Regions from separate parts of the Mus musculus genome. Here region 2 is linked to region 1. A link is a loop called in an ENCODE intact Hi-C map of the cell type or tissue named here. Cell type or tissue: gastrocnemius. All regions are shown on one strand. Links, peaks and the distances in the headings refer to the core of each region. The heading gives the core; the rest is flanking DNA. Region 1 holds the start of Epn1 (epsin 1). Region 2 holds the start of Oscar (osteoclast associated receptor).

Region 1 (12,389 bases), core at 1,601-9,600:
TGTTATCACCCTAGTACATACAACACTTGACAGGCACTAGTCTGTCACCTGCCCCCAAGGCTCTGCCTTTCATAACATCAATAAATATCAGCAAGTCTGACATCCCCATAACCTGAGTGAGAGTCTCATATGCTGTCCCAACATGCCCACAGCCCAGAGCCATCTGTGCATCAGAAGTACACACCTCTAAGCACGGACAAAGACAGCCTTCAGCGGCTGGGAACTGATGCAAAAACAAAAACAACAACAACAAAAAACAAAACAAAACAAAGAAACAAAAAATAAATAAATAAAAATACCTGAAGGATCAGGAGCTACAGAGCACAAAGCTAGCCTGGACTCCTTAAGACCCTATCCAAAAAATAAAAAATAAATAAAAAACTAAGTAAGAGCGAATATATGTCTGGGTGCTGACACAATCCCAGAACTCAGAAGGCTCACTACAAATTCTAGGCCAGCCTGAGCTACACAGAAAGACCAAATGAAAACAAATGAGTTTAGGGGAAAATCTTTCTGTACAGAATTATATAGACCTTCTTGTCATTAATTATTCCCTTAGTGACAGTATGACAGACACTATGTTATACACCATTTGCATTATTCTAGGTGCTGTAAGCAATAAAGAGAAAGACACGAGAAGACGTCCGCTGGTCATTCACAAAGATTTTACAACTTTACAGAAGATACTTGACCATCATCCGACTCCGGTCAAGTGAAGTGAAAACTAGGAACCAATGTCCCAGGGATGTTGAGGGCTCAATCTGTTGCAGAGATTTAACATAAAAAATAAAAGAATAGTCTTCAACCTTCCCCCTCTTGAGAAACTAGGCAAGGCATACCCTGATATGTTCCCGTTCTACTGCCCCAAGGGACCACACCCAGGTGCTGACCTTGTAGACGTGCCTCCAGTTCTTGCCGTGGTCATTGAGCCGCTTCCAGATCATGCTCATGATCTCGGAGAAGGCCACAACATTGTAGGTGAGGTCAGCAATCTCTGACATGAGGGAGCTGGATGGGCCCCAGGGATCATTGCTTGTGGCCTCGCGGACCTTGATCTCAGCCTCTGAGTAGTTGTGGACGATATTCTTCATCTGACGCCGCAGCGATGAGGTCGACATTGTGCCCAGTAGTGGTGTCAAGGGGCTGGGGCATGGAGAAATGACGCGACTCACAAAGGGAGACCGCAATGGACGTTGGTAGATCACCACATCTGGGGGTTTGGGGGGTTGGAAACACAAAAGAGATGTGGAGGCAACCAGCACCCAAGCTGCCTGAGCCTCCCGCTCTACAGGTTTTCCACCACCCTTGAGGGGAAAGCAAGATGCTAAGTGGCTGAGAAGACTCCCTCCCGTTAACTTCTGTCTTAAAGCTAGCTCATCCTTCTTTCAGTTCCTCAAACAAGTCTAGGTTCTTCCTGCCTGGGGCCCCAGATCAGCTAAGGCAGAACATGTAAGTGGTAGGTCAGACACCCTGAGTCCATACTCTAACTTAGCCACATCTTAACAGGAAAAGCCATTAGACCTTGGATTTCTCTGGGACAAAGTGAAGTGTTGCACATGTGATAAGGGTCTACTACACAGGTTGCAGTAGAAGCCAGCCAGCTCTCAGGGGGCACCCCGTCCCGTCCTGCTAACAAACTCTTCCTCCTTCCTCACCAGATTTGCCACACATCCCCAGGGTGCTGCTTACACGAACTCAAATGTCATTGTCACTGTTCCCAGAGGGGTTGCTGTGAGTGGATTCTTGTGATTTTTAAAGCTGTTTGTCTGATTCGGAAACTATGGTTGACCTAAGACCCACAGTGATAGAAAGGATATTTGTTTGGTTTTCTCTACAAAGAAGCTGGCTGGGAAAAACCATTCAATCAACAGTGCAGGAAGGAAATTGAGAAAGAAAGAAAGAAAGAAAGAAAGAAAGAAAGAAAGAAAGAAAGAAAGAAAGAAAGAAAGAAAGAAAGGAAGGAAGGAAGGAAGGAAGGAAGGAAGGAAGGAAGGAAGGAAGGAAGGAAGAAAGAAAGAAAGAAAGAAAGAGAGAAGCAAACAACCCTGGGACAGGAGTCATGGCAAAAGAGGCCAATGATGGGATTTAAAAAAATGGTAGGGAGACAGAGGAGATAGCCTGAGGCAGTGGGAGACTGGGGAGTGGGGGTGCCCAGGGGACTAGGTGTCCAGAGGGTAGGGAGGGAAGCTCAAGGGAGCAGAGAGATAAGAAATGTAGGAGTCCCCACTAATGGATACCAACTGTGCCACGAGGCACATATCATCTAACAATGAATGTAGACAATGGCCTCATGGAAGTTTAATAACTTGGTCAAGGTCATATCATAAATGCAAAAGCAGACTCAACAATCAAACCCATATTACCTGTATAAACTCATTTTTTTGTGGGTTGGGGGGAGGGGGTGACACAACATCTCTCTACATGGCCTTGACTGTCCTGGAACTTGAAGAGCTAAATCCATGTGTCCCTCCCCTCCCAAGTACGGAGTTAAAGGTGTGTGCCATTAAACTCATGCTTTTAAATTAACCTAAATAAACTAACCTGTGCTGTGACCAGCTGTCAGAAAGCATCAAGGGCAGAAATCAAGCAAATGAGGGGAATATTAACAAGCACTTCCACAACCTTTACATCCTTCTAGGCACCCATTAAGTCCTTTGCGCTATCAACTCAATCCTTACAAATCCATGACTCACAGCCACTTTACACAGGAGGGAACAAGGGCACATTAGCACCTTGCCCAGGGACACACACCTCACAACTGGAGCAGCCTGGGTCCAGAGTAGACTCCGATCACCAGTCTGTGCCTCTCCAACAAGCCATGGAGGGAGATTTACTGAGCCCTACCATGATCCAACCTGAAGGAAGACATAGGAGAATAGGAAAGGCTGCTCTTTACCTTGAATTCAGGCCAGAAAATGGAGCACCTGCAAACAGGCATAACTAGGCAAAGAAAAAAAAAAAAAAAAAGCAGCTGGGTCCCAAGTCAGGCCTGGACAGACACCAGAAGACAAACATATGACAAACATAAGGAGACTGGGGGAGGGGAGAGAAAGGGAGGGAGAAAGGGAGAGAAAGAGGGAGGGGGGGAGAGAGAGAAGAGAAGAGAAGAGAAGAGAAGAGAAGAGAAGAGAAGAGAAGAGAAGAGACACACCAAAACTCGGGCAAAAAGAAAGCAATACAGCGAGGCAGGAGGACAGGGAGGACAGAAAGACAGGGACCCTGAAACAAAACACACACATGACACCCAGGGCTGGGGGGGGGTGGGAAGAGATATAACTTAAAAGAACACAAAATTTGCACTCAAATCCCGGCCACATAAGCAACCAGCAAAACAACCCTGTGACTCAGTTCACCTAACTGTGTAACAAAGGGAGGGGTGCTGCCCGGCAAGCTTGCTGATTAAATAAGACGGGTACATAAAGAACTTGGTTCTGTGCCCCACAGATAGTAGGCGCTCGGTACTCCTGGCTGCTATTATTATCAGAAAAAACATTTCCAAAAGGGTGGCATCTAAAGACGCACTATCCTAACACCAACTACCTACTTCAAGCATGTTCAAAAAAAACATACTAAATCTCACAAATGCTGCTGAAAATGGGGCCATTTTCCACAGTTAATTTAGAATTTCTTATTAAACAGTACAAACAATATAGTGAGTCCCCAAGGGGGACTCAAAAACCTGGTATCAAATACTAAGCGAGACAAAATCTCTAGTAACTAGAGCTACTAATAATCACATGCTTAACTCCAGGCCAGACACTGTAAGGCACTTTACCAGGACCACTCCAATGCGCAGAGACCCTGTGGTGCAGGAATTATGAATGCTTCCGTTTAGAAGACTAGGAAAACTGAAGACCAAGGCAAGCAGCGGGGGCTTTGGAATCCACAGCCAGAGCTCTTGTCAGAACACCAGAGACTCAGAAACCTGGGAAGCACATCCTAAGCAAAAGCAGTGGGTTCCTAGAAAGGAATTTTGGGCCTGGGGACGACAGCAATGACCCGGAGAGAAATAATGCACCAAGAGGGAGACCAGTCTGGGGAAATGAAGACACAGAAACCCAGAAAATACAAGCATTGCATGCATCCTGACAGGAACACGGAGCAATCCAAGACACAAACAGCACTCGGATCTCCAAGCCCTTTTGTACAAACACAGAAACACAGAAGCAGAGCAACACAGACAGCAGGGCCACGCGAGACGGGGACACTGACAATCCCAAAAAAAGACACACACCGGCAGGCAAACCCGACCCGGGCACAGCGGTACAAAAGCAGCCACAAGCCATCAGCGGCTGGAACACCGGCTCCGAGGCTGGCTGGACCCGCGCGCGCCACGGCCCAGGCCGGAACACCGGACTTGCCGCGACGGAGGCCAGCATTGCGCCCCTCGCTCACCTCGGCCCGCTTATACCGGGCTTCCAGGGGTCATGACGGTCAGCCCCCTGCCCCCGCTCGGCCTCGGTGTCGCGGGGCGCGCGCCGAGCTGCGGGAAGCAGAAGTGCGCACGTGCGCACGCACAGACGCACGGAGGGCCGCACAGCGACGGCCCCGCCGCCCCGGCGCCCGGGAGGGGCGCAGAGAGCCGGGCGGGGGAGGGGAGCCGCCGAGCGGACGGGAAGCAACCGAAGGTGGCAGCGGACCGGAAGCGGAAATGAACTCACGTGCCCCGCCCTCTGCACTTCGCCCGGCAGCCTCCACTTCCGCGACCAAACCCACCCCGGCACCATTTCCGGCGCACGGGACTGCGCGTCCTTATGCCCTTGCGTCACTTCCGCATCTACGCAGCAGTGGAGACGCGTAAAGGTCCAAGCCTTGAAGCCTCCACTGTGGCTACCCTCGCGGGACCCTCAGGCCTGCCTCCTTCCCTGGGTGCCACCCTCCACACCCTCGGCCGAAAGAGACGGGCGGACACACTGGACACAGATGAGGATCCATAAAGTAAAATACAACAAAATGTTTAATGAGCAAATTCGTATTAGCAAATATGAAACTGCCACAGAGAGGGGGAGCGGGACAGAGACCACGGGTTGAGTCAGGAAGACTAAGGAGAAGAACCAACTACTTAAGAAACCAGGGTGGAGAACAGGAAGGACCAGAAGCCAAAGGACGGGAGCTGTGGTCCTGCAAAGGGAGAGGGCAGGGCACTGAGGGCCAGACAACAAAATTCAAAATAGTTTGGCCATAAAATATAAACACGCTATGTTCCTACCATGGGGGAAGAGAGGAGGAAAGGGGTGTAAGGGATAAGAGGCTGTTTGGGAAGGGGCTGTGGAGGTCCTACCCGCCCTGCTGTGCACACAGTCCCCATCCCAGCCCGTTCCCTCTGTGTCTGTGTGGGTGCATGTGTCTGTGTGGGCCTGTGTGCACTTGCCCAGTCCCCTTCCTGCCCTAGCCCCCCACCCCCCACCCCCCTTAATTGCTGCCATTCCAGTTGCTGCCGGCTGTCATTCGGCTGTCACTCCTCTGCCCATCTTCTTCAAGAGGGGGGAAAGGAGGAGGGGACAGGTGGGGGGAAAGTCCCCAGCCAGCCCTGCCCCCACCCTCCCCCAGCCACCTCTACCAGAAGTCCCGACGGTGGTAAGAATCAGGGTCACAGTATTTTGTGACCACCACTCTGTTGGCGAACTTGCGACCGGTTAGACCCTGCATGGCTTTCTGGCAGTCAAACACAGAGGTGAACTCCACGAAGATCTGTAGGAACAAGAGGCATATCTGTGAACAAGGTTGGCTCCTAGCATCTACTCAGCATTCATTTAAAGTACAGAATCAGCACAGGAAATGAGAGAACACCTCACCACACTGCACAGAGGACTTCAGTTCAGTATGAGGGTGTTTACCCAAACGTTCTCCAGTACCCAAGAACAAGGCACAGAAGCGAGACATCACAGAAATGAAGAAAACCAGGCAGGCCTGAGTCACTTAAGTACACGGGGCAGTGGCCAGAGGCAAGACCCCAGAGGAGAGAAGGGGTCACTTCTGCATCATGCACCCTACAGTGTTCCCCAAGCCACAACTGTCATGTTCTCCCCACAGACAAGGTAAGGAAAGCTCAGAAATTAGGACTCAAGCCCAACCTGAATTAAAACAGGTTCATCTATCCATGTTGACAAGCCTGCTTGAACCACTCAATCACCTTAAAGGAAATGATTACAATGAAGGTCCCCTAACATGGGAACTGCATGACTACCGCACTACTTTAACAAACCAGTTGACTTCAGAAGAGAGTGGAGAGAATATGAGATAAAAGTGATAGAAACTTTATGGGGCCAGCAAAATGGCCCTACAATTCCGGCATCCTGCATTCAACCCGACTCCTTCCCAAAACACTGTCCTATGCTTGCACAAAAACAAAAACAAGTGAGTTAAAAGGGGCTGGAGAGAGAGGGCTCAACAGTTAAGAGCACTGACTGCTCTTCCAGCGGTTCTGAGTTCAATTCACAGCAACCACACAGTGGCTCACAACCATCTCTAATGGGATCCGATGACGTTTTCAGGTGGGTCTGGCAGCGACAGTGTACTCACATACATTAAATAAATCTTTTTAAAAAATCTGTTAAAAAGAAACTGCAACCAAAATCAGGATTTGGACCTTACTGAAACAAGACATTTTAGAGATAGTAACATTTAAACAGAACTTAGGTAGACTAGACACCAAGGAATTAAATGAAGACTGTTTTACTATAATAGCATTCTTTAAAAAAACCAAGGTTATGGGTTTAGCCCGCTGGTTCTGGGGACAGAGATAATAAGCACTGTCTGTTAACACAGAAGTGTAGCTAGCACCTACTCTTTAAGCTTTAAGTACTCTTTAAGCTTTAAGTACTCACTGCATAATCCAGGTGTGAGGATACACATCTGCAATCCCAGCAGGGAGGCTGAGGCAAGATCACTAGCCCAAGATCAGTAGGGACTATGCAGTAAAACCCCATCTCAAAGCAGAAACAACCCCCCCCCCCAATATTGATAACTTAAAGCTGGATAATATACACTAAGCATCAGCATCAATCTCATATACTTTTAGAAGTTTAAGAATAGAACAAAGGTTAATATGGTAGCTAAGTGACACTAGTTCAAAGCTAGCCAAGCTGAGGCACCATAGTAAAACCCCATCTCAAATGAAAATCAATACACTCTCTCCCCCCGACAAAGAGTTAGCCGCTCAAGAGGCCAGTCTGTGCATTCAGAGATCCTGTATTTATTTACTCAATCCCCATTTAAGGCAGGCTTCCATTAAGGTGCCAGCCTGAATCAGAAAGAGTGGCATATCAAATACAGGCAAAGAAGCAGTCAAGAGGCTTTTTTAGTCAGATAGTCTTCTTCCTTTTGACTACTGCACCAGACCTCTGCTGCATTCCCAAGATTCATTTGAAACCTGCCCAGCCTCCCCATGTCTGAGTTTCTATCAATCCTCACCCACTTGGGAGTTCCCATCTACCCAGCTAACTGCTTCCTAGCTGACTCTATTAGGATATCTAAGTAACCTCAGAGGCAGTAGGCCTAAAAATGGCTCCACCTCACCTGTCACTCCCATCTCCACAAACTCATCCATTTCTCATTGCCCATTATAGTCACCACATCACTATGGACACAGAGATATTCTGAATGTCACTGGGCAATTTCGCCACTTCAAGTTTTATGGGGCATACAACCTGTATGTTTTCACTAGATAATATCACCTTGACTAAACAGTTTTATCTCCCAGCACAAGACATACTTTAAAGCAGGCCACCATCTTTCTCTTATACTAATACAGGCAACCCCATGGATCACCTGACTCATGACTCGGCACTCTCCATACATTATCAAAGAGCTAGCATTACATCAGCTTCCTTCTATCTGTGAAGCTCCACTCCTCTACAAGAAAACCCTAGGCTTCTTCCTCAAGTTCATAAGGACCTCCATAATCCTCTTGCAAAATTGGCCTCTTCTCTCAAATCCTGCTCATGGTCCTTTCAGCCATAACAAGAGTTCCTAAAAACCAATGGCTGAACATCCTGGCCTCATCTCATTCATACTCCTGCAATGTAGCAATTAGCTCTACAGGGGCAAAAGCAAGTCCCTACATTGAATATACCCTAACCCCAACCACACACACAGCAATCCTACCTAAAGTCTCTGCTTCTGTCCATCTGCCTAGGACAGGCACCTATCTAAAACCAGAACTTGGGTCTATGGAAGTGGCTCAGGGATAAAGCACTTGCTTAGTTAGCTACAATAAGGCCATGAATTCTATCTTTAGTACCAGAAAGAAAAATAAAGGCATGTAGCAACTCTGATACCCACCCTTTCCTGCTACTGCCCAACACAGCACCCTAGCAAAGTGTCCCCCGCTGTTTGTGGGTAAGAGCTCTATTCACAGCCAAATCTTCTAATGGCAGAATAAGAACACCAGCAACCCCTCAGCAGCACCTTCCAAGGTGGACATGCAAAGCTTATCTAAACCTACCATAGTGTAGAGGTGGTAACTCAGGAGCCTCTGAAATCTAGACTACAAACATGTGATGCCTAGCTGTGTGTGGTTGTCACCTTTGTACCACACTCTAAAAAGAGGTTCAGAAGCCAGTGAAAGAAGAACACAGATGCAGCTTCAAGGCACGTAGATAGTAAGAAAACTATATGTAGTAACATCTTACCAACAAAAAAGGCAAAGCTAAGCTGGGTGTGGTGGTGCACTCCTTTAATCCCAGCACTTGGGAGGCAGAGGCAGGCGGATTTCTGAGTTCAAGACCGGCCTGGACTACACAATGAGTTCCAGGACAGCCAGGGCTACACAGAGAAACCCTATCTCGAAAAACCAAAAAAAAAAAAAAAAAAAAAAAGGCAAAAAGCTACTTGCTAAAGGATCCCACATAAGAAAGAGAAAAACTAAGTTTTGAACTTATATATATATATATATATATATATACACACATATATATATATATACACATATACACACACACACACACACACACACCATATAGATAGATAGACAGACAGAGACACACACATAGCATCAATATATAGAAATCAATTTCTCCACTATAGGCCCCAAGACCCCAGGAGACCTTGATCCTCTCAGGGTCCTCTGCGTCACCCTTGTTCAGAACTAGTCAGGTACTGAGAGAGACAGGGTGCTAAGGGATTTGTTCACAAAAGATAAAAGGGCACCCTGACCTTTCCACAGCCAGGCACCTCGACGCCGTCCACGGGGCGGGGAATTTCAATGGATTTGACCAACCCATACTTGCTGCACTCGTCTCGTACGTCCTCTACAATCTCCTCATACTCCTCATCGTCCAGCAGCTCCTCAGGCAGCACCATGTTCATGAGGCACAGGACCTCAGTTGGGTGACCGCCCATCTGCACCTGAGAGCTCATCAGGCCGGGCACTTGAAGGGTCACAGGTGTCTGATTGATGGTGCTCTGTGGGGTCAGGGAGAACAGATCTGTCACAAAATGGCTCAGACTAGCCTCCCTCCATTCAAGCCTGTGCCTCTTACACCCAACTAGTGGGACCATTCCTCTACTTAAGCACTTATGAACCCAGTGCCCAAATCCCCTCCCATGAAAACTGGGGCAGAACTCAAGAAAACCTACCCATCCAACCCTTCCCACCCCCAGGGTCCCTCTAGCCAATGGAAGATGACGTGCCGGGAGGCTCACCAGCGTGGCATTCTTGGCTCCCACACTCGCCCTCTGGACAAGCAGCTTCTTGTCCCCTAGCTGCATCCCATTCAGCCCCGCAATGGCCTATGGTCAGAGGACAAAGGGTGGAAAGGGTGCAGGAAAAGCAACAGGTCAGGAACCAAAGGACCAGGCATTGGTGGGGAAAGAATGAAAGGCAAAGGGCTTTTAAGATTGGAAAGAGGCAAAACCAAGGGAAAAGGAATGAGTCCCCACAAGGCTTTGCTTAAGACTAAACACCCTGCCCCACCCCACCCCACCCCACCCCACAGCCTGAGGAGAGGATACCTAAGGTTAGAAATAAGAGTAGGGTTAAGGGCAGATGGAATGAGCAGCTACTCAGACTCACCTGATCTGTGACGTTGATGTCCACGTACTCACAGAAGGCATAGCCCTTGGAGAGCCCTGTGGCACTATCCTTAACCAAGTTGAAGGCCTTGAGAGGCCCAAAGGATGTCAGCAGCTCTTTTACCTACAAAGGGCCAAAAATTCATCAGGGTTTGGTCAGGCTGACAAAGGTAGCTAGCAAAAGAGCAGAGGATTTACCTGGTCATCATTTAGGTAATTGGGCAAACCCCCGATGAACAGCTTGTGGGCAGAATCTGGGACTACAGTGGATACAACTCCTAAAGACAAAAATGTATAAAGACTTCAATTCCAATACAAAGTAATTTCCCAACATCCAGGAAGAAAGCTGTGACTGGTGACACACACTTGTCTTTTCAGCACTTGGGGAGGCTAAGGCAGAAGAATCAGTCTCTCAAAAAAAAAAAAAAAAAAATCTACCATGGATTCACAGGTCCTATCTACTTAAGATACCATGTAAAGGTGGGAGGAGGCCACACTAAATCCCCTTATTCTGACAAGTATACAAGCATAGGCCAGCCAACAACTGAACATGAAACATTCCCGAAGAACTGACAACCACCCACCAACATCTCATCCCATTCGGTTGTTCAGTCCTTTGCCCTGTATCCATAAGCCCCTGCAGGGGTGACCTGCATTCTGAGGTAATGTGACAAGGAGCTGAGAGGCTGCTCAGAGTCTCAGAACATGCCTCAGTGTTGACTGCCACTGTAGTGATGACTAATGGTCAACTCTTCGAAGCTGTGTTCAGGATCCATTAAAGCTCTAATATAACTACATGGTGCTATCACCTGAGGGAGTCTGCACCACTTCTCTACTCAACTCACATAGAAGTGACGGCCAGATGTTTCTTAGCACACCCCACAAGCTTCACCAATATTAGCATTTAATTCTTAGAGTCAGTATCAGGCCCCTGCATCAGTCTGGCTACTCTGTATGGCTACCCTTTTCAGCCCTGCATCAGTCTGGCTACTCTGTATGGCTACCCTTTTCAGCTCTCCCCCATGCTAAATGCAGTGGTCCATCCTAATGTACAAAAGCATCAAGATAATGACTCGACACACCCAGAACCTGAGTCACTGTGCCCCACCCATCTTCTAGGCTGGCTCTGCCCCACTATAACTCTTTAGCCCCAAAGAACTGCAAGCATCAATTCAGCTATTTCTAACTATTAGAAGTGCACCCCAGTAGTCAAGTTATCTAGACTGTGCAACAGACCTAAGTTACAGTGCAACTATGACAAGCAGAAGCATTAACAGCCAGGCCATATCCAGTACTGCCATAAGCCAGAGGACAACCACTTTAAAAATCTATCTGGGGCTGAAGAGCTGGCTCAGCAGTTAACAGTGCTTGCTGCTCTTCCAGGGGGCCCAGGTTCAGTTCCCCAGCACCCACAGGAGGACTCATAACCACTCCTAACTCCAGTTCCAGGGAATTCGTCACTCTCGTCTGATGTCCTTAGACACCAGGCATCCAAACAGTATATACTTATATGGAGGCAAAAGACTCATACCTTAGGTACAAAAGCCCTAGCTTAAAGCAAAAGAAGTAAAGTTCTAAGAGTAGGAAAAGGGTGACTTCAACAGAGCTTTTCTAAAGCAGCTCAGCAGGCTTGACTCTGCACCAGTCTCTGACAAGTAAGCAGCAAGGCAGCAGCTGGACCACAAGCCCAATCTGGTAATCACTGTGACTTATCACTTCTCTCTCAGAGGGAGAACAAGGTAGGACCCAAGCCAGTTGTCCTAACTTCAATTCTTTGCTGTCTACAGCTAGAGAAAAAGGGAGACCAACACACTACAAACAGGGCGCATACAGAAGCATTCTGCTACACTTAATCCAGGGATACAAGGTGCTAACACTGGTGACTAAGAACAACAACTTCACTTCCACAGAAATGAAGCGCAGCGTCCACTACAGGTGATGTCAGTGTAAGTTATCAGTCCATTCTCTCCCCAGGAAGAACATCAGCCTTCCAATTTACAAATCTTTTAACTCTATCATCAATACTTATTGGATTTCATCAAATGCTTTTCCTCTCTAGTTTATTTAGTGACCTTTGTTTTTCTCCTCTGGAAGTGGAAGTTGAAAAAACAAGACAGAATTCCACTTGTTGCTGCCTCCTCCAAAGTGGTAATTTTGTGCAGAAGCACAGGCAGACCTGGAGGGCCAGGTCTTCAGACAGGCACATCCCAAAGAGACACAACACAGGACTGATCTTCCTTCTATTGTTTAATGGAAGCAATGTAGAGACTCCCTGTGAAAGAGGCCCGTCACTTAACAGCATGGCCCAAAGCAACTATGCCTGTTATCTACATGTTCTCAGTAGAAAGTTTAACATGAAAGAGTACAGAGAAAAG
Region 2 (11,693 bases), core at 1-8,000, 1.5 Mb after region 1:
TAGAGCCTGGAGAGGCGGCCTGGTGAGAAGTGCTTACTGTCCCTGAAGAGGACTCAGGTTCAGCTTCCACCACCCACGTGGTGGCTCACAACTGTCTGTGTCTCCAATCCAGGGGATCCAACCACCCTTTTCTGGCCTCTGCGGGCATCAGGCATGTGCGTGGTGTGTGTATGTACTTATATGCAAATATCTATACACATAAAACTAAATCGAGTTTAAATTTAACAAAAGGAGAACTGAGGATATAGTTCAGAGGTAATAACATGTTTGCGTAGAATCCTCCAGTGAGGGCCTGGAGTGGCTCACTAGTAGATCACCTGCCTAGAGTCCCCCAGGAAGTGCTGGACATATGGCCCATCAGTAGAGCATTTGCCTAGCATCTGCAAGGCCCCAGGTTCAATCTCTATCCTTGTAAACCTTTCATTTTATTCGTATGGTGCCTATGTGCCTGTGTACCACACTAGTGAGGTAGACAAGGGGTCAGAAGGAGGCATTGGATCCCCTGGGTTACAGAAGGTTGTAAGCTGCCATTTGGGTGCCAGGACTTAAACCTGGAAGTGCATCCAGTGCTCTTAAGAGCTGAGCCATCCCTCTAGCCCCCAGGCTCAATCTCTAGTATATAAAAGGAAACTGGGACTGGAGAGGTGGATCATTGGTTAGGGGCACCATTATCAGGCAGCTCACAACCTCCTGTAATTCCCAATCCAGAGAATCTGCCATCTTCTTCTGGCCTTCTCAGGCACAGCTCTACATGACATACATGCATCCATATAAATAAAAAAAATCTTTTTAAAAATCCCATTTCTTGAGTTGTACTGTCCACATATACATTACCTGCGCTTAGCAACCAAAGGGGGCTGACTAAAATAATTGCCATTAAGCAGTTATTTTAATAATTGAATTAAAAGTCACCTTCACAGTGTGCCAAAGGTAGCCATGTCTGCTCTGTTTGATAGCATGGGTCCCATACACATTGGGAAGAAAGAGTTGAATATGGGTGTGCACAGTGTACATGTAAACATTAGAGGACAGCTTTTGAAAGTCTGTTCTTGCCGGGTGTGGTGGCTCATGCCTTTAATCCCAGCACTCGGGAGGCAGAGGCAGGCGGATTTCTGAGTTGGAGGCCAGCCTGGTCTACAGAATGAGCTCCAGGACAGCCAGGGCTATACAGAGAAACCCTGTAACAATTCCGTAAGATTGATAATGCCTTTGAGCTCTCACAGCTGCATTCTCTTGGGGCCTCTGGACTACCTGTCACACCCTGCCACCAGGGGTCTTGTTACCAGCTCAAATTCCAGCCCCAGCCTAGACAAACAAGCCAGGCTGGGGTGTGTGTGTGTGTGTGTGTGTGTGTGTGTTTGTGGGGGTGGGGATGAGGGGGCTTAATCCCAGCATTCAAGGCAGGTAGTTCTCTGGGTTTGAGGCTAGCCTGGTCTACAGAACAAGTTCCAAGACAGCCAAGAGTACACACTAATACACACACTCACACTTACGCACACACACACACACACACACACACACACACAGACACCAGCCTGTCCCTCTGATCATAGCCTCTTAGTGCCCTTACTGGCACAGTAAAAGTGAGCACCTTCGTGATGGCCAATGAGGCCTGACTTGGGTGGCTTGCCTCCTTGCTTTACATGGAACTCACCATCCCTAGAGCACTTCTGGGCCTTGGCAGGGGCTCCTACTGTCAGAAGTTTTCTTATGCCACACCCTCCTCTGTCCAGTTAGTTTTTCCCACACCTCACATTCTTCACCCCAGGCAGGTTCTCCTGTAGCCCACGCTGCCCTCAAACTAACCTTCCATTTGTGATCCTCTTACCTGAGTGCAATTCTTGCTGGGATTACAGGTATCTGGCTACCACGCTGTTTTATTTGGTGCTGAGTACTACAGTGTCTCAAAAACAAAATCCTTTAATCCAAGCACTTGGGAAGCAGAGGACGTGTGTTTCTGTGAGTTCAAGGCCAGTCAGGGTTACATAGTGAGAACCTGTCACAAAACAGACAAAAAGGAAGTTTAGAGCTGGGCATGGAGGCATATACCTTTAATCCCAGCATTTGGGAAGTAGAGGCAAACCATTATCTGTATGTTTGAGGTCAATCTAGTCTAAAAATTGAATCTCCAGACAGCCAGGGCTATTACACAAAGAAATCCTGTCTCAAAAAGAGGAGGAGGAAGTAGTAGCAGTCAGAGCTGTAGCTTGGGACTCTAGCTCAGTGGTATAGTACTTGTGAAGCAAGTTCAAGATTCAGTCTCCATGGGCTGGGGAGATGGCTCAGCAGTTAAGAGAACTGACTGCTCTTCCAGAGGTCCTGAGTTCAAATCCCAGCAACCACATGTGGCTCACAACCATCTGTAAGGAAATCTAGTGTCCTCTTCTGGTGTGTCTGAAGACAGCTACAGTGTACTCATATACCTAAAATAAATAAATCTTAAAAAAATTCAGTCTTCATTACCAACATTACAATTTGAACGTTTACTAGATGCTAACAATCACACTGTGTACTTTAGAGAATAGTCTATGTAGTATACCTTCACAGCACCTAACCCAGTAAAGGATGTCACCTATCATTGTGTAGGAGACTTGGGGTCAACTGGTTCCCAGGCTGGGAGCTCAGGCTACAGAGGTCTAAACCTTTCTAGTTCAAGCGAACTTTAGATTGAAGAGACCTGGACTTATCTTTTACGTACTCCCTCAGAAGATAAGATTTTCAGTGCCTGCATCTCCATCCACACAGGTTCCTCATGAGGGTGCTGGACTCCTACGGGGATGACTACCGAGATAGCCAGTTCACCATTGTGTTGGAGGTGAGCTCTGGTCTCCAAGCAGGTTGGGAGGATGGGGAATCCAGGAGTCTTTAACCGCCACCATGTTACATCTTACCAGGATGATGGCAGCCAAGGCACAGATGTCCCTACCCCAGGCAATGCTGAGAATGAACCTCCAGAGAAAGAGGGGCTTTCCCCATCCCAAAGGACAACTGCAACCTTAGACCCCACCAGCCCAGCCCCTGGCGAGGGGCCCAGTGGGCGGAAGAGGCGGCGGGCGCCACGGGTGGGGGCTTCATTGACTCCAGAACTGGCCCCAGTGCAGGTGGGAGCCGAGGGCTGGGGCCAAGGCGTGGTGAGAATCCTGGGCTGGGCTTTGAGGGATCCAGGTCTGGGGAGGGCTGGGCAGACTGGCAACACTGGGTTGCTATCAGGTAGGATAGAGGAGTTGGAAAACCAGGCTAGTGCTTGAAGAGAAAGTCAGCTGAGGGATGGTCGTCAGTGATTGATTGTGGGAAGTGTCTAACCTGGGAAACCAGTGCCCATAGGCTGATTGGTGAGTGTGCTTGGGGGTAGTATGTCTCCTGGGTCTCCATATCCCTCGCATCTTGTTCCGTATCTTTTCAGATTAAGGTTGAGGAAGACTTTGGCTTTGAAGCAGATGAGGCCTTGGATTCAAGTTGGGTTTCCCGAGAGCCAGACAAATTGCTACCCTACCCTACCCTGGCCAGCCCACCCTTTGACTAACCCTCTCCCCAATAAACAGATTCCCTATGTACACTTGTCTAGGTCACCGTTTATTGCTCCCACCTCTGATCATATCCAGGTTCCAGGGTTGGAGGCTACCCTGACTACACACTGAATTCCAGGTCTGCCTACACTACATATGAGACTTCCTTGTCTCACAACAACAAAAGAAACCCACGAAAGAAAAGATTGTGGGGTTATTAGTTTTCACATTTTTATTGGAGAGCAACAGGGAAGGGGCCTCTTCCATCAGCAGAGGCATTCACAGGTTCTTCAGCCAGTCCAAGCTTGGACCCAGAGGATCCTGAGGGTGGCTGGGCACATCAGGCATGTTCCCGTCATCTCTCACAGGCACTGCAAAACAGAAGGATGCGCCACTGAGAGCAGCAGCTCTCCAGAGTCCTGGAGAAAACAGCTGGTTTGTGTCTGTATTCCAGGGAAAAAGGAAAGTGAGGGCCAGAGATTCAACAGACGCAAAGACACAGGGAAGTGAGGGAGATCTCTCCAACAGAGAGAAAGGAACTGGGAGATGAACAGAAATCTGGAGAGAGCATGTTAGGGTAACTTAAAAGTGTGGACAAACTGGGCGGTGGTGGTGCACCCCTTCAATCCCAGCACTTGGGAGGCAGAGGCAGGTGGATTTCTGAGTTCAAGGCCAGCCTGGTCTACTAAGTGAGTTACAGGACAGCCAGGGCTACACAGAGAAACCCTATCTCAAAAGAAAAGAAAAAAGAAAAGAAAAGAAAAGGAAAGGAAAAAAAAAAGCGTGGACAAAGAACATTTCAATGCATTAAGGACTCTCCTACACAGATGTCTGGCCCTCCCCCCAACACAGGTCCCTGCTCACCTGGGTAGTTGTAGGGTGTGGCCTTGTTGATCATGCTAGCATACTTGGTGTAGGGGCTAATCATGGGCATAATTATAGCTGTGGAGAAAGACAAAAGACCCCAGGATGAAGTAGCTCTCCAGGGGTGGGGAAAGGGTAGAAAAAGCCCTGGCAAAAGGGAGCGAGAAAAGGCCAGCACAACCAGTAGGGCCCTTTGGTGGGTCCTCAGCACTCAACCATCCCCACTTAACCTGGGTCAGTGTAAATCCTGAGAGTGGAGAATAGCATAGAGGTTGGAGACAAGCACTCAGGAACACATGAGGTCCAAAGACTGGTCACGATAGATAGCCTTTAGATTAGCCCATGTGGGCTATAGCCATGAAAGGAATGTATCAGGTTAGTGTTGCTGATACAAGTTAATAACCACATGTTAATTTCACATCTTAAACTACACATGTTAAGGGGCTAGAGATGGCTCAGCAATTAAGAACACTTGCTGCTTTGCAGAGTTTGGCTCCTAGCACCTTTTGACTCCAGTTCCACAGCATCCAACAAACGTATCTGGCTTTTGTGAGCACTCCCACATATGTGGATACAGAAACACAGATAACATAGTGTGTAAAAGCTGAGGGGGCTGGGAGATGGCTCTTCAGGTAAGGAGAGTACTTTCTAGTCGTCCAGAAGACTTGAGTTCAATCCGCAGCAGCCATGTCAGGCAGCTCATAAATGCCTAATATCTCCCACTCCAAAGGAAAAAGAACCTACGTCCTCTTCTTGCCTCCAGAGGCGCACACACATTTTTAAGAAAAGATACGTGCCGGGCAGTGGTGGCGCATGCCTTTAATCCCAGCACTTGGAAGGCAGAGGTGGATTTCTGAGTTCGAGGCCATCCTGGGCTACAGAGTGAGTTCCAGGACAGCCAGGGCTACACAGAGAAACCCTGTCTCGAAAAACCAAATAATAATAATAATAATTAAAATAAAATAAAATAAAGATATGCAGGGATGGTGGCTCAGGCGTGTGATATCAACACATAAGAACCCAAGGCAGACTGCTGTGAGTTTGAGGCCCACTTGAGCTAAGTGATTTGTATCCTCTATAAAAAAGAAAACTGAAAAGATTCAGAAGAAGTCAGTTCAAGGAAGTTTTTAACCTTAGTGTGGTGAGAGAGCTCAATAGTTAAAATTACCTGCTCACTGGAACTCAGAATGAGCACTGACTCCAGTAAGTTGTCCTCCGACCCCCCAAACCCAACTGGTAGCCAACACACACACACACACACACACACACACACACACACACCTTAAAAAATGTAATTTTAACTTTAAGAACGAACCAAGTATACATTAAATCACTATTTCAACATATAATCAATTAAAACCACATACATTAGAGCATTCTAGGTCTTTGAAAGTCAGGGTGGTAGATAGCTGGTGGTGGGTTTTAGAACTTCTCTGTCACACTCCAGGCCAGCAATACTGACAATTTTGGTACTGTGATGGCTGCCAAATCCAAGGCCTCACCCCAGACTTTCAGAATGAAAATTTAACAGGTCACCTCCATCTCCCGGGCTTCAATGCATCAGAACTGTGAGTAACCCTGTCCCACTGCAAGGTGGGAGGCTTGCTGAGAGATTTGCATAAGTCAGACTTCGCCGAGGAGTTCTGCCTACAGAGTCAAACTGAGTTGAATGTGCACCTCTTGTGTGTGGTGAGGGAAGAGCGACAGTAATGTCAGGATATGGCTGGCAAGGGGATGCGAGATGAAACTGTGCCGTGGAATGCTGATGACTTCCGGGTGGAGGATGCACTTTCGCGCCGGGGAAGGGGGCACTCACCGAGGCCCCAGACAGAGAAGGACACCACCAGCACCGGCTCCTTCGCCCAGGCATTCTTGAGGAAGGCAGAGATTCCTAGAGAGGTGAGAAGACAGTCACCCTTGGGGACTACTGCGGTGACCTCTAACACTCTCGTATCACCCCTGCTCTGCACCCTCGTGACTGCCGCGCCCCTATTCTGGGACGGATTACCGGTCCCCAAGGCTCCACTGAGACTCAGCCACGGATCAGCCCACAGTTTCCTGGAACTACTTGATCCCCGCGAGCTCCAAACCTGTACTTACTCCCGGCCATCTTGTTCTTGGCGGCGACAAGGAGCGGAGCTCTCTGGGAGTTGTGGTCCTTCTCCTTGCGTGAGGCCCCGCCCCTTGGGCGAGGACGTGGACCCTTTCGGGAGTTGTAGTTCTGGAGTGAGGCTTAAGAGGACTGAAAGATTTAAACCACCTTGAACACCTGCTGGCCTCACCATTTTCTTATAGTTTATAACTCAGCAAATGCATCGGAGAAGTAACATAACGTTCTCCTGTAATAAAGTCAGCTTTGGGCTGGAGAGATGGCTCAGAGCTCTGTCTGCTCTTCCAAAGGTTTAATTTCCAGTAACCACATGGTGACTGACAACCATCTGCAATGGGATCTGACGCCCTCTTCTGGTGTGTCTGAAGACTGCAACAGTGTACTCATAAATAAACCTTAAAAAAAAAAAAGTCAGCTTTACATTGAGATCACATCTAGACATAAGCTCATTCTGGAAATTCTAAATTAATCCCAAATATATTAAGGACTGCCTGTGCTTTGTGTTACTAGCATGCAGATCATGGCTTTTCCCTCCATCTGCCCCTTAGTGCTGAAAACTGAAACCAGGACAGGCTAGGCTACCCATCTCCGATTGAGCCACTCCTCCGTCCACTTGCTGATAGATTCTACTATCCCAGGTCCCTGCTGGTGGATTTTAGGCATATCTTTTATTGTTGAGCCACATTTTTCAGCCCTTTCATTACTTTTTATTTTGAGACAGGGCATTAAATGGCTCAAGTTGGCCCTGCAATCTTTGAACTTGACAGCCTCCTGCCTTGGTTTCTCAAGCTGGTGAGATTACAAGCCTGAGCCTCTAAGATAATGCACATCACTTAAAAAAATTAACATATCTGGACTGGACAGTGAGAGCAGTAATGGAGTCTGAGCCTTCTCTTGTTACCGGCATAGTACATATTGTACAGCAAGCTTCTTTTTCCCTTTCTACCTTTTTGTTTTGTTTTTTTTGTTGTTGTTGTTGTTTTTTTCCTCTTTTCCATTTTTCTTCCTCCCACCTGCCCCTTTCCTTTCTCTCCTCAGTGCTGAGGCTACTCTGGGCAAGTGGTCTTCTACTTAGCGACAACGTCCTCAGCCCTCCTCCCCAACTTTTAAGTTAAATTAAAGAACACCAGAGGCTATGACTGTTCCATCTTGCAACTTTTTCCAAGACAATGAAACTATGACACAGTTACCCAGGAGCCTCCACCTGACTCCTCTGTTCCCTAAACAGGACTCTCACATGGCTTTCTGGTGTTGCTTCATTTCCTCAGAGTGAAAAAGGCAGGGTCAACCTTTTCCTCAGCTCCACGGAGAGTGCCCACCATGGTCCTGTCGCTGATACTCCAGCTGTCGACTCTCTGTGAGCTGTCCCTCCCCTGTGTGTGGATCCTTGGCTGGGCTGAGGGCTATATCTGTTCATATGGAATTCAACATCCAATTTAGAAAAAGGAATCAGGACTGGTACCCAGATACCTGAGTCCTAAACGGGGGAAGACAGATTGCTGGGTCGGGGGTGAGCATAGGTTTCTCTGGATCTCCAGGCAGAGGAGAGTAAGGGATATCTAGGGGTCAAAGAATGTATTCAGTTCTCATGGTAAATGGGCAAGTCTACTGTGCTGGAGGGAGGGGGCATCTAAACCTTCAAACCCCAAGGCAGAGAAACCCCAAGGAGCAAAGTATTGTTCTTAGGAAAGGTGGGGAACAGAGGCCTGTCCTCTTGGGTCAGACAGCAGCTTCTTAAGTATGGGGAATGGAAGTACAGAGTTTTGCTTGATCCTAAAAAAGACGGTGGCAGGCTTCATGTAATCAGAGTCTAGGGCTCCTTAGAGGGGAGACGGTAGTCCACAAAGGGCTTTGTAAAAACCAACTCTTCACCTTCTGCAGGGCCTGCATGCCGTGCTGACTTCACACCAACAGGTGAGTGGGAGACTCCACCTGCTCTATGCTATGCTGCTCACACCTCGCCTCCAACAACTCATTTTATCTTTGTGCCTAGCTTCACCCCAGATTCCCTCATTCCCCTCTCTTCCTCTCTCCTTCCATCCCTTCCTCCACTACATACCTTGCCTCTTTTCTTCTCCCTTTTCTCCTGTCTCTTTCCCTTCCCCCTTTCATAGCCTTCCTTCCTTCTTCCTCCATCCCCTCCTCCTTGCCCCCTGCATGTTGCTCTCTTCTCCCTTCACTTTGTCCTTCATCTCTTTAGTAACCACTATAGGTGAATAGAGATGACCATGAATGTGGATGTTAAGGAGACCTAGACAATCTTGTTCATTATTGCATGTCCTTGAACAAACCAGGGGTCTTAGCCGGGCGTGGTGGCGCACACCTTTAATCCCAGCACTCGGGAGGCAGAGGCAGGCAGATCTCTGGGTTCGAGGACAGCCTGGTCTACAGAGTGAGTTCCAGGACAGCCAGGGCTACACAGAGAAACCCTGTGTGGAAAAAACAAAAACAAAAACAAAAAAGAAAGAAAGAAAAACAAACAAACAAAAAAAACAGGGGTCTTGAAGCCTCCATTTCCTTAGGTAAGTCGGCTGCAGTGAGGATTTAATGTAGTTATATAGGGAAACTATAGGGCCAGATCCTGGCATATTTCAAGGCTCCAGACATAGGAGTTCCTCAATGCCAAGTATACGAGCTTCTCTCACGGGAGCCTGCCTTCCACAGAAGGAGGTTCCCCCACCCGAGATGGCTTCTTCTCAGGGTTTTGATGGAGGAGATAATTCTTCTCTCTTCAATTTTTCCCACTATGCTTCAATTTGGCCTGAGAACCACTGGGAAGCCATTCATCCCTGAGTTATCAGTTGATTTAGTTTTATGTACATGAATGTTCTGCCTGCATGCATACACACCACATGCATGTCCAGGGCTCGCAGAGTTCAGCAGACAGCAGGAGGAGCCTCTGAAACTGGAGGTACAGTGCTTGTAAGCCACCATGAGCTGCTGAGAATCCTAGCCCCAGTTTTTGCAAGGGCAACAAGTACTTTTATCTGCTAAGCCATTTCTCCAGCATCCTAATGTTAAATCTATTTAAATGATAAATCAAATAGGTACTCGTGGTTATAAAGGCCCAGTTATTACCAAAAGATGCAACAGGCTTCTTCTTCCCCTTCCCATGTTCCCGAATCCTACTGAAAGGTTCCCAGCACTCATCCGTACCATGCATTTACATACTTCCTCCTTTTCTTACCAGATCAGAATTAGTATTTTATGAGTCATCCTGTTCTGTGTCTTAAGTGTTAAACTTATGTTCTGTCTTAGAGATATTTTCCAATTATTAGATAGTTATATTTCCTCTTTAATTTTTTTTTTGAGGCAGGGTTTCTCTGTGTAGCCCTGGCTGTCCTGGAACTCACTCTGTAGACCAGGCTGGCCTTGAACCCAGAGATCCGCCTGCCTCTGCCTCCCAAGTGCTGGGATTAAAGGCGTGTGCCCACCACCGCCCTGCCTCTTTAAATATATTTACAAATAAGAATTGCCTATGGTGATAGGCAGTGATAGTATATAACTTTAATTCCAGCACTAGGAAGACAGAGGCAAGAAAATTTCTTTGAGTTCAAGACCAGCCTGAACTCATAATGAGACCTTGCCTCAAAAACAAACAGCTGGGCAGTGGTTTAATCCCAGCACTTGGGAGGCAGAGGCAGGCAGATTTTTGAGTTTGAAGCCAGCCTGGTCTACAGAGTAAGTTCCATGACAGCCAGGGCTACACAGAGAAACCTTTCTCAAACAACAACAACAACACCCAAAAAACAAACAAACACAACCCAAAACAACAGCCAGCCAGTGGCAGTGCATGCCTTTAATTCAAGTACTAGTGAGGCAGAGATAAATGAATGGATTACTGAGTCCAAGGTCAGCCTGGTCCACAGAGCAAGTTCCAAGACAGTCAGGGCTACATAGAGAATTCCTGTTTCAAACAAACAAACAAACAAGAATGTGCCTATTGTGAAGCAGTGGAAGTATTGGGTCATTGACTATGTTATGGGCTTATTTGTTTGTTTGTTTGCTTTGTTTTTTTTCGAGACAGGGTTTCTCTGTATAGTCATGGCTGTCTTGGAGCTCACTCTGTAGACCAGGCTGGCCTCCAACTCAGAAATCTGCCTGCCTCTGCCTCCCGAATGCTGCGATTAAAGGTGTGCGCCCACCACTACCCAGCTTATGTTACAGTTTTGTTGTTTGGCTCTGTTCTAGGCATGGATTGAAACAATGGTTGTATATATAGTGGGCTAGTGCTCTCACTGAGCTGCACTTCCAGTCCCTCACTGAGTCATTTTAGGCAAGGGCTCTACCACTGAGCTCACCCCCACCCCCTCACTGGCAGATTCTAGGCAGGTACAAAACCACTGAGGCACACCCCAGTCCATCACTGGGGCATTCTAGGCAAATGCTCTCCCACTGAGCCACGCCCCAGCCCTCTCTGGGGGATGATTACAGGCACATCACTACACCTGGTATTCTATCCCATTGCCTTGTGTCTGTGTAGAAGTAGATGTATTTGAGTGCAGGTGCCTGCAGAGGCCAGAGGTATCAAGATCCCCCTGGAACTGGAATTACAAGTAGTTATGAGTTGTCCAATATGGGTGCTAGAAGCCAACCATAGGTCCTCTGCAAAAGCAGTAAATACTCTTAACTGTAAAGTCATCTTCAGCCCCTATTCTCTTACCTGTCAAAGACCCACCTTTCAACATTGTTATATTAAATGTTCAGTTGAGCTTGTTCAAACCATAGCAATAATTATTGACATGTTGCAAACTATAACTGCTTCTGTCAAGGTGTGGTAGTACAGATCTGTCATCTCGGCACTTGGAAAGCTGAGGCAGAAAGAAGAATTTCACATTTGAAGCCAGCCTGCACCATAATGGGCTTGAGGACAAAAAGAATTACATAGTGAGGCTTTGTTTCAAAAACAAAACAGTAACAGTAGGTTAAAACAAAGTAACCATGTCTGGTATGGCATTTTGAAACTATGCCAAAAATTGTGGAGCAGGGGTTGGCGATGTAGCTCAGTTGGTAGATTGGTTGCCTAATAGGTCCCAGTTCAGCATAGATAGGAGGGAGAGGTGGTGGGCCTGATGGTGGCACAGGTTTATAATCCAGGAGGATCAGATGGCAGAGGCTTATAATTAGAATCCAAGGTCATACTCCACTCCATAGCAAGTTCAAGGCTGGTTAGGGGTACGTAAGACCTTGTCTCAAAACAAACAAACAACGAC

Evidence for each region. A loop is a pair of places that touch in the nucleus more often than their neighbours do. Peaks named below come from ENCODE experiments on the same cell type or tissue, not always from the same donor. Only the 100,000 strongest peaks of a DNase experiment are listed, where the experiment ranks them.
Region 2: a loop joins it to region 1, with 5 times the contacts of the local background. A loop is called at or near these places in 2 of 42 quality-filtered maps.

Annotation. Positions count from the first base shown.
Region 1 is chr7:5,072,484-5,084,872 of GRCm38, reverse strand. U2af2 (U2 small nuclear ribonucleoprotein auxiliary factor (U2AF) 2) reads right to left here. Exons shown (of 12, transcript NM_133671.3): 8 at 10,213-10,292; 9 at 10,016-10,138; 10 at 9,646-9,732; 11 at 9,157-9,405; 12 at 4,928-5,691. The coding sequence ends at 5,557. Epn1 (epsin 1) reads right to left here and starts at 4,638. Exons shown (of 12, transcript NM_010147.4): 1 at 4,396-4,638; 2 at 2,752-2,855; 3 at 891-1,210. The coding sequence starts at 1,118. In gastrocnemius, for the core only: no CTCF peak of the experiment used is centred there; a DNase peak (open chromatin) is centred at 4,694; H3K4me3 peaks cover 2,800 bases; H3K27ac peaks cover 2,004 bases.
Region 2 is chr7:3,612,185-3,623,877 of GRCm38, reverse strand. Oscar (osteoclast associated receptor) reads left to right here and starts at 7,721. Exons shown (of 5, transcript NM_001290377.1): 1 at 7,721-7,837; 2 at 8,362-8,394. The coding sequence starts at 7,801. It overlaps Ndufa3 (NADH:ubiquinone oxidoreductase subunit A3), which reads right to left and starts at 6,505. Exons shown (of 4, transcript NM_025348.3): 1 at 6,471-6,505; 2 at 6,187-6,261; 3 at 4,371-4,448; 4 at 3,715-3,877. The coding sequence starts at 6,480. The coding sequence ends at 3,786. Tfpt (TCF3 (E2A) fusion partner) reads left to right here. Exons shown (of 6, transcript NM_001290381.1): 4 at 2,746-2,815; 5 at 2,895-3,131; 6 at 3,404-3,554. The coding sequence ends at 3,523. In gastrocnemius, for the core only: a CTCF peak has its summit at 6,827 (motif pointing left); DNase peaks (open chromatin) are centred at 3,066, 6,532 and 6,818; H3K4me3 peaks cover 1,690 bases; H3K27ac peaks cover 1,421 bases.